Linked DNA regions of Homo sapiens: region 1 is linked to region 2. Evidence: read pairs that join two places in POLR2A ChIA-PET (ENCODE). Cell type or tissue: Panc1. All regions are shown on one strand.

Region 1 (5,000 bases), 220 kb after region 2:
TCACCTGAGGTCAAGAGTTCAAGACCAGCCTGGCCAACATGGTGAAACCCCGTCTCTACTAAAAATACAAAAATTAGCAGGCGTGGTGGCAGGTGCCTATAATCCCTGCTATACGGGAGGCTGAGGCAAGAGAATTGCTTGAACCCAGGAGGCGGAGGTTGCAGTGAGCTGAGATCATGCCATTGCACTCCAGCCTGGGGTACAAGAGCGAGACTTAGGTCTCAAAAAAAAAAAAATGTCTATTTAGGTATTTTGCTCATTTTTAATTAGGTTATTTGTGGGTCATTTCTTTTCTTTTCTTTTTTGCTTTTGAGTTAAATGACTTCCTTATAGATTTTCAATACTAACCTCTTATTGGATGTATGGTCTGCAAACATTTTATTTCATTCCATAGGTTACTATTTCATTTTGTTGATTATTTCCATTTCTGTGCAGAAACTTTTTAGTTTGATATAATTTCACTTATTTATTTTTGCCTTTGTTGCTGGTACTTATGGCATCATATTTAAAAAAATTGTGAAAACTAATGTCATAGAGCATTTCCCCTTTGTTTTCTTATAGTAGTTTTATGGTTTCAGGGCTTATGTTTACAGCTTTAATCCATTTTGAGTTAAATTTTGTTTGTGATGTAGGATAAAAATAAATTTGTTTTTTGGTATGTGGATATTCAATTTTCCCAACCCCACTTATTGAAGAGACTATTTTTTCCACATTGTGTATTTTTGGCAACTTTTCACTATTGAGCATAACACTAACTATGGGCTTGTGAAATACGGCCTTTATTGTGTTGAAATACATTCCTTCTGCTAGGCACGGTGGCTCACACCTGTAATCCCAGCACTTTGGGAGGCTGAGGTGGGTGGATCACTTGAGGTCAGGAGTCTGAGACCAGCCTGGCCAACATGGCAAAACCCTGTTTCTGATAAAATACAAAAATTAGCAGGTGTGGTGGTGTGGGCCTGTAATCCCAGCTATTCGGGAGTATGAGGAAGGAGAACTGCTTGAACCTGGGAGGTGGAGGTTGTAATGAGCTACAATTGCGCCACTGTACTCCAGCCTGGGTGATAGAGCAAGACTCCATCACAAACAAACAAACAAACAACAAAAAAAGGAAATACATTCCTTCTATATCTAATTTGTTGAGAGGTTTTTATCATGAAAGCATGTTGAATTTTGTTAAATTCTTTCTCTGCATCTATTGAGTTGTTTATATGATTTTTGTTCTCCATTCTGTTAATGTGGTGTACCACTTGATCATGGTGAATGGTCTTTTAAAGCTTGTTAGTATTTTGTTGAGGAGTTTTGCATGTTTGTGCATCAGGAATATTGGCCTGTAATTTTCTTTTCTTGTAGCCTCCTTGTCTGGCTTTGGTGTCAGGTAATGTTGGCCTCATAAAATGAGTTTGTAGTATTCCTTCCTCTTCAGTTTTTTGGAGGAGTTTGAGAATTGGTATTAGTTCTTTAAATTTTAGTTGAATTCAGCAGTGAAGTCATCAGGTCCTGGGCTTTCCTTTGATGAGACTTTTTAATTATTGATTTAATTTTCTTTTTTTTTTTCTTTGTTTCTTTCCTTTTTTTTTTGAGATGGAGTTTCCCTTTGTAGCCCAGGCTGGAAGTGCAGTGACATGATCTCAGTTCACTGAAACCTCTGCCTCCTGGGTCCTGGTTCAAGCAATTCTCCTGCCTCAGCCTCCTGAGTAGCTGGGATTACAGGCGTGTGCCACCATGCCTAGCTAATTTTTGTATTTTTAGTAGAGACTGGGCTTCACCATGTTGGCCAGGCTAGTCTTGAACTGCTGACGTCGTGATCCACCTGCCTCGGCCTCCCAAAGTGCTGGGATTACAGGCGTGAGCCACTGCACCCGGCCTTGATTTAATTTTCTTACTCATTATTGGTCTATTCAGATTTTCCATTTCTTCATGATTTTATCTTGGTAGTTTTTATGTGTCTAGGAATTTATCCATTTCTTCTAAGTTATCCAATTTCTTGCCATATAATAGTTCACAGGAGTCTTTTTTAATTCTTTGTATTTCTGTGGTATCACTTCTAATGTTTCCTCTTTTATTTCTGGTTTTATTTGAGTCTCCATTCTTTTTTTGTTAGTCTAGCTAAAGAGACTGAATATGGGAACAGCTGAGACTAAGGTACAGGGAGCTGAAGAAGAGTAAAAATGTCATACTTTAGCTCTGGGTTGTCCACTGTGACTTGGCCAAACTGATCATGGGACTGTCTGGTATTGACTCAGCAGCATTTGTTTCAGAAAAGCAAGCTTAGTCACATATTTACTATACAACTAGTAAAAATTATAATCTCAAATACACTCATATTAAATTTTTGTATCCAAGCTGTACATCTCTACCTGTGTTCACAATCAGAAGACATCACAATGACTGTTACGGTGTCCTTGTCAGGCAAAAAGACTACTGCTTCAACTACAGCTGTTTTGTTAATAGTAGTGCTAGGAGCATGCCTAGGGCACTGTTGGCTAAAATTCAAAGGAAATGTTGAGGATGCCTAGCTGAGACCAACAGTTCAGCTTACAGCAGAGCTTTAAACAGGCACACACCAGTCATGCAGCCTTTTGTAGATGTTAAGCTGTTTGTTAGGGGCTGATTACCTGAGGGCTAATTTAATATGTAATGAGAAGTTTAGTTTGTTCTGTTATTTTTTTTAAGGCGTACTTATTTTTGCTCTCTAAACTATCATGTTTGGACAATTTCATGTTTGCTATTTAGGAAGAAGCTAATCATCTTTTATACCCTATCTCATGCTCCAAATGTGACAGCAGTAGAAACACTTACACTGAAATACATCTAGGTGAGGGAAAATGTCACCAGAAGATGGAGTAGTGTTGCTGGTTTGCTCCATATTTTGTTCAATGATTTAGAAGAGTATGTGTATGTACAGGTTTACTTTCATACACTCTAGTTTCAAATGACAGAAAATATAAATTAATTGATATTCTTCAGAGTCAACATTAAATTTTAGATTGGATGTCTTTAAATTTTTACAATGTAAATTGCTTTTCTCTCTTCTGTGGTCAACTGACAGTTGCATTCATTGACCAGATAAACTATATTTAGCTTAACATTTTTAGTATCACTTATGGGATTTTAGCAAGATGCCACAATATGAACTTGTAATATTGCATTTCTTTTTTAACTGTATTATTACAAACCTGATTTTAAATCATTTTTTTCTATTTTAGTTACAGCATTAATACAGGCTAAAATTCTCTATATAAATTCTGCTCATATTAGTATAGCACCTGGTAGCACTACAGTTCAGTATTTATCATCTACTCCATTATAAAACCTTTGTTCTAAAAGAGCTGTATGAGCCTATTAGATGTATACACAATTAAGTAGGTAATGATCTGTGGTTGCATCCACACAGCATTAACAGCTGACTTGTGACTGATTTTCCAAGTGAGGTGCTGATTGTTGATACGGAGTACTTATTGGATGAAAATGTTTAGAATATTTTGAAGAATTATTTTTGTGCTTTGAAGTTTAAGTTACATATTTTGTTTTAACCTTACTGTTTGCTTAATGAAGAAATTATAATGTTTCCTCCCTCTCATTTTGATGTTGGTATTTATCTCTATTGTTCTAAGCTCCCCATCCAAACATTGGGAGTTACTGAAGCCCTTCTTGGTACTTTTGGTGCAGAATGTAATGGTCCACCACATGTGTCATTACTGATAGTGACACATTTATGTCTTCATGTTAAATTTGCATTTTTAAAATTAAAGGTAACTGAATTTTAGTCATTTTCCCAACTTTAATGTTAAAGTCATTGAGAATAGTTATGATATTTTTGAAAGTTTGATAATGATCATCTGTGAATTTAGAGAAACTAAATATGGGAGATTATTCTGGTAAGTATCCAATTTCAGTCTTCTTTGTCAGTGTTTGAACTTAAGCTAAATGCTCATGTTTGTAGGACAAAGGCATTTCTTCTCACCTTGGGTCAGAGCAGCAAGTCCTGGGAATATGATACAGCATTATGTGAATAAACAGAAGTTTTGGTAGGCAGCAGTGTACAATTTGTTAAGAAAAAAATCAGACAGGAAGTTTTTGTTGGCCTTTTGCCCATTCTAATATAAACATACATCTATACCATATATTAAGATTGGGCATAGTTAAGATCAAATTCATTTAACAACTGGGGGAATTTATTTTACCTGGGATGGAAAACATTAAATCCAAAGATGAAACAGAAGCAAATAAATTAAGCGTACCTGAACTTTATTTTAAATTTAGAGGAAGCTGTCTTTTTGGAATCTCTTTGAAATCTATCAGGAAACATTTTTGTCTTAAAAACAGAGAGTAAATAACTCTGGGTTTAAGATATCTAACATGTTTGACCTTTGTTATGCTAAAATAGTGGGCTAGAATTGGATCCATAAAAAAATGATCGGATGTTTATCCAGGGAAGGAATCTTAAGTTAGACTTGGTATTAACCAATGTGTGATAAGTAAGGTACCACTTGTGAACATGTGGTTGGTGCTCATGAGTAACTTGTATCAGTCACTATGCATTTTTCTTCTACTCCAAACACCTGGCCTAGTGGATATAGAGAATGTCTTGACATCTTTGTTACTCTATTTTTTTTTCTTTCTTCTATGTTCTTCTAATGAATGTTACTCTGTTTTTTTTTTTTTTTTTTTTTTTTTGAGATGGAGTCTCACTCTGTTGCCCAGGCTGGAGTGCAGTGGTGCGATTTCAGTGCAGTGGTTCTTGCCATTCTCCTGCCTTAGCCTCCGGAGTAGCTGGGACTACAGGCGCCTGCCATCACGCCCGGCCAATTTTTTTGTATTTTTAGTAGAGATGGGGTTTCACCGTGTTAGCCAGGATGGTCTCGATTTCCTGACCTTGTGATCCACCCGCCTCAGCCTCCTCAAGTTCTGGGATTACAGGCATGAGCCTTGGCACCGACCTGTTTTTTTTTTTTTGAGACGGAGTCTTGCTCTGTTGCCCAGGCTGGAGTGCAGTG
Region 2 (5,000 bases):
AGGTAGGGGACTCTGATATGTGACAAATGATAACACTGGGAGAAATAAAAGTGTCTTGTTCTTAGAGCATATTTGACAGGCAGATCTTACTATATAAAAGTACAATAAGGCCGGGCGCAGTGGCTCACCCCTTTAATCCCACCAGTTTGGGAGGCCGAGGTGGGCGAATCACGAGGTCAGGAGATCGAGACCATCCTGGCTAACATGTGAAACCCTGTCTCTACTAAAAAATACAAAAAAATTAGCTGGGCGTGGTGGCGGGTGCCTGTTGTCCCAGCTACTTGGGAGGCTGAGGCAGGAGAATGGCCTGACCCTGGGAGATGGAGCTTGCAGTGAGCCGAGATCGTGCCGCTGCACGCCAGCCTGGGCAACAGAGCGAGACTCCCGTCTCAAAAAAAAAAAAAAGGTAAATTAATAAATTAATACTATATATAAGTGGATGGATGTATAGTTAAGTGACTCATGGAGAACTACGAATCCGTTGTTTTATCAAATAGTGTATACCCTGAGAAAGTAAAAAGTTGATAATAAATTATAGTGGGAGAATAAATAGATATAATTTTATAAATTATAAAAATTTTAACAAGAATATTTTTGTGTAATAAAATGTAATAAGAATTTGTGTAATAGGAAGTAAGGTTTAAGGTTTTGGTATATGAAATTCTTACGTGAGCACTGGCAAGTTGTTGTATAAATATGTATTTGGAAACTTTCCTAAGCCTCTAATTATTACAAATAGGCTTCCTGCACTTGGATAAGGACTGATCCTACAATGAAGGCAGCAAATTTATGCCACAGCACCAGGAATAGCTTTGGATTTAGTGATTCGGGCCGTAAAACTTGGAAAATATACTAGGTACTTCTAAAAAATAGGATTATGTGAAGAGGGAAGCTGAAAACTGGAACGCTGGCTGAAATTCTGCATAAGAGCTGGCAATTGTTTATCAGCTCCTTGCCCCCATTGGTTGTGGGTTAATCTTGGGCACTAACTCCTCTGAACTTCTGTGGATATGCACATGTGGGCTCCCTGTATCATCTGTGGCTTTGGAGAAGCCAGTGTTCTATGGAACACTTGGGGTGGGGAAACCCGAAATTGTAGTGCTTGCCATTTCTGTGGTGTAAATACTGTCACCCGGCTGCTTTCAAATTATCTGCATGATGTAACTGAATGCGAAATTGGGAATTGATGTTCACAATAAGCTCTTCTACCTGTACCCCATCTAATCCACTCTAGAGAGATACCATATACCAGGGATTATCACCAAAAATAGACCCTCATTTCCATCTAGCTTGTGAATGATCCAGTTCAACAGTATCATCCTAAGGATCTGTTTTCTAGGCCCACTCCTGGTATAAACAGTCTTAGCTTGGATTCTCCTTAAAAGCAAGAGCCAGAGAGAACAACTCTAGGTAGTTCATCTGGGTGGTAACACCAGGGAGCAGGGGTGAGGGACTGGGCAGAAGAAAAAGTGGAAAGAATAATGTAGGATAAGCTTGCATTATCAGGGTCACTGCTGAGCCCAGCTGGGGCATCATGCTACTCAGAACTGTTTGAGAATTGTGTTGAATGTCCGTTAGAGTTCTCTACCTAAAGGTCTACTGGAAGGAGCAATTGTTTGCCAGCTCCTCGTCCCCATTGGTTGTGGGTTAATCTTGGGCACTAACTCCTCTGAACTTCGATGGATATGCATATACTTAGTAGGCTCCCTGTGTCATTTCTGGCTTTGGAGAAGCCCCATAGCATACCGAGAAAGACGTGGGGTATGACACTGACTGCATGAGAGAATTGTGGTCTGCTAGGAACTATCCTTCACAGTCGTGACTGGAATCAGAAGTGAGGCTAAGCAGGTGTGGGCAGGGCATCAGAAGCATCTGATACAGAGGATACTTTATGTTTTGAAAGTGGACCAAAAAGCATTTATTCACAATGAAGCTACGATTTAGGATCATGGGTCTTGTGGGATTAAATTGTTTATCAAAGAATTGAAAGATGCCGGGCATGGTGGCTTATGCGTGTAATCCCAGTGCTTTGGGAGGCTGAGGCAGGCAGATTGCTTGAGCTCAGGAGTTTGAAACCAGCTTAGGCAATGTGGTGAAACCCCAAAGTCTCTACTAAAAATACAAAAACTAGCTAGATGTGGTGGCTTGCGCCTGTAGTTCCACTACTTGGGAGGCAGAGATGGGAGGATCACTTGGACCCAGGAGGTCCAGCCTGCAGTGAGCCACGATTGCATCACTGCACTCCAGCCTCAGCAACAGAATGAGACCCTGTCTCAAAAAGAAAAAAAAAAAAAAAGAGGCCAGGTGCCGTGGCTCATGCCTATAATCCCAGCACTTTGGGAGGCCAAGTGGGACAGATCACCTGAGGTCAGGAGTTCAAGACCAGCCTGGCCAATATGGCAAAACCCCATCTCAACTAAAAATACAAAAATTAGCCAGGTGTGGTGGCGCGTGTCTGTAGTCCCAGCTACTTGGGAGGCCAAAGCAGGAAAATTGCTTGAACCCAGGAGGCAGAAGTTGTGGTGAGCCAAGATTACGCCACTGGACTGCAACCTGGGCGACAGAGTGAGACTCTGTCTCAAAAAAAAAAAAAAAAAAAGAGCTGAAAGATATAATTGTTATTCTCCATTTTACGTCCTCTTCCTCAAGTAAAACTCTGTGTTATAGAGTGTTTCTTTATCATAAGAAATCCATAGAAGGGATTTTAATCTATTTCATCAACATTTAAAATATTTGAGCAAATATGTTCACTTATTTAATGAATATTTAATATTGGAAATCTGAAAATATAAGCTTAATTTATGAAACCATGCAGTCATTTAAAAGGTCTTTTGTAGGTGTTCTATAAGGGATAAGAGTTGATATAAAACACTTTTTGTGTGGTATAGGCATTAATTACTGCTTTCAAATTTCTTTCAGATAGCATTTCTGGAGGCGTTAGTGCTTCTGATACATAATTATATGTCTTTGCCGTGATTTGTTTCCACTTTGTAAAGGAAGAGAGAAAATATCAATACAGTCCCAAGCTACTTTCTAATTAAACCTCTTCAGCCTTGACAGTTTCTTTTGGGATATCATCTTTATATTGTTTTCTCTCTTTGAGATTGGTAGCTGTGAATTGTTTGTATATTTGATTGCCTTTAGATATCTGTTAAAATTCAAGGAGAGCAAGGAGGATAGCAAAAACTTCATGACATATGATTCATGCTTTGCCTCACCTTCTATAGAAAAAGGGGAACAAAAACTAGAGCTGGCCTAGTACTACTGAAACAATCCTCTCCTAACCCCTTTGATCTGTCTCTCACCTTCCCTATCAGCCTTTCTCTGAACTATTCCCAAACTAATAGTCAGAGATCCTGTGAAATTCTGCTAGATGTAAACCCTAATGCTGAATTCTAAAAATTTGGTTCTTAGTGTTTGCACTAGTATCTGAGATAAAATACTGATTTTGTATATGAACAAGGGGAACCATTGAGATTGTTAAAAGTTTTAACTTACCATGGCTGGCAAGATGGCTGAATAGGAACTGCTCCAGTCTGCAGCTCCCGGCAAGACCAACATAGAAGGTGGGTGATTTCTGCATTTCCAACTGAACCTCCGCTGGTGATACCCAGGCAAGCAGAGTCTGGAGTGGACCTCCAGCAAACTCCAGCAGACCTGCAGCAGAGGGTCCTGACTGTTAAAAGGAAAACTAAGAAACAGAAAGGAATAGCATCAACATCAACAAAAAGGACATCCACACAAAAACCCCATCTGAAGGTCACCAGCATCAAAGGCCAAAGGTAGATAAATCCATGAAGATGAGGAAAACCAGCACAAAAAGGCTGAAAATTCCAAAAACCAGAAGGCCTCTTCTCCTCCAAAGGATCACAACTCCTCGCCAGCAAAAGAACAAAACTTGATGGAGAATGGGTTTCATGAATTGACAGAAGTAGGCTTCAGAAGGTGGGTAATAGCAAACTCCTTCAAGCTAAAGGAGCATGTTCTAACCAAATGCAAGGAAGCTAAGAACATTGAAAAAAGGTTAGAGGAATTGCTAACTAGAATAAGCAGTTTAGAGAAGAACATAAATGACCTGATGGAGCTGAAAAACACAGCACGAGAACGTTGTGAAGCATACGTAAGTATCAATAGCCAAATCAATCAAGTGGAAGAAAGGATATCAGAGATTGAAGATCAACTTAATGAAATAAAGCGTGAAGACAAGATTAAAGAAAAAAAAATGAAAAGGAATGAACAAAGCCTCCAGAAATATGGGACCATGTGAAAAGACCAAACCTAAGTTTGATTGGTGTACCTGAAACTGATGGAGAGAATGGAACCAAGCTGGAAAACACTCTTCAGGATATTATCCAGAAGAACTTCCCCAGCCTAGCAAGACAGGCCAACATTCAAATTGAGGAAATACAGAGAACACCACAGAGATACTCCTTGAGAAGAGCAACCCTAAGACACATAATACACAGTCATCAGATTTACCAAGGTTGAAATGAAAGAAAAGAAATTAAGGGCAGCCTGAGAGAAAGGTTGGGTTACCCACAAAGGGAAGCCCATCAGACTAACAGTAGATCTCTCTGCAGAAACCTTTCAAGCCAGAAGAGTGGGGGCCAATATTCAACATTTTTTTTTCTGAGACGGAGTCTCACTCTGTGACCCAGGCTGGATTGCAGTGGCATGATCTCGGCTCACTGCAACCTCCGCCTCCCAGATTCAAGCAATTCTCCTGCCTCAGCCTCCCGTGTAGCTGGGACTACAGGTGCTGGCCACTACACACGGCTAATTTTTGTATTTTTAGTAGAGACAGGGTTTCACCATGTTGTTGAGGCTGGTCTTGAACTCCCGACCTCAGGTGATCTGCCCACTTCAGCCTCTCAAAGTGCTGGGATTACAGGCATGAGCCACCATGCCCAGCTAACATTCTTAAAGAAAAGAATTTTCAACTCAGAATTTCATATCTAGCCAACCTAAGCTTCATAAGCGAAGGAGAAATAAAATCCTTT

What was found. Peaks named below come from ENCODE experiments on the same cell type or tissue, not always from the same donor. Only the 100,000 strongest peaks of a DNase experiment are listed, where the experiment ranks them.
Region 1: POLR2A ChIA-PET joins it to region 2 with 7 read pairs; 2 of 35 experiments call an interaction of 5 or more read pairs at or near these places.

Annotation. Positions count from the first base shown.
Region 1 is chr10:67,504,116-67,509,115 of GRCh38, reverse strand. The region is part of intron 5 of CTNNA3 (catenin alpha 3); the gene reads left to right. Among named protein-coding and RNA genes, the nearest start is that of MIR7151, 100 kb to the right of the region's middle. In Panc1, a CTCF peak has its summit at 2,804; no DNase peak of the experiment used is centred here; H3K27ac peaks cover 328 bases.
Region 2 is chr10:67,720,585-67,725,584 of GRCh38, reverse strand. It overlaps a transcript of CTNNA3 not described here. Among named protein-coding and RNA genes, the nearest start is that of CTNNA3, 27 kb to the right of the region's middle. In Panc1, no CTCF peak of the experiment used is centred here; no DNase peak of the experiment used is centred here; H3K27me3 peaks cover 286 bases.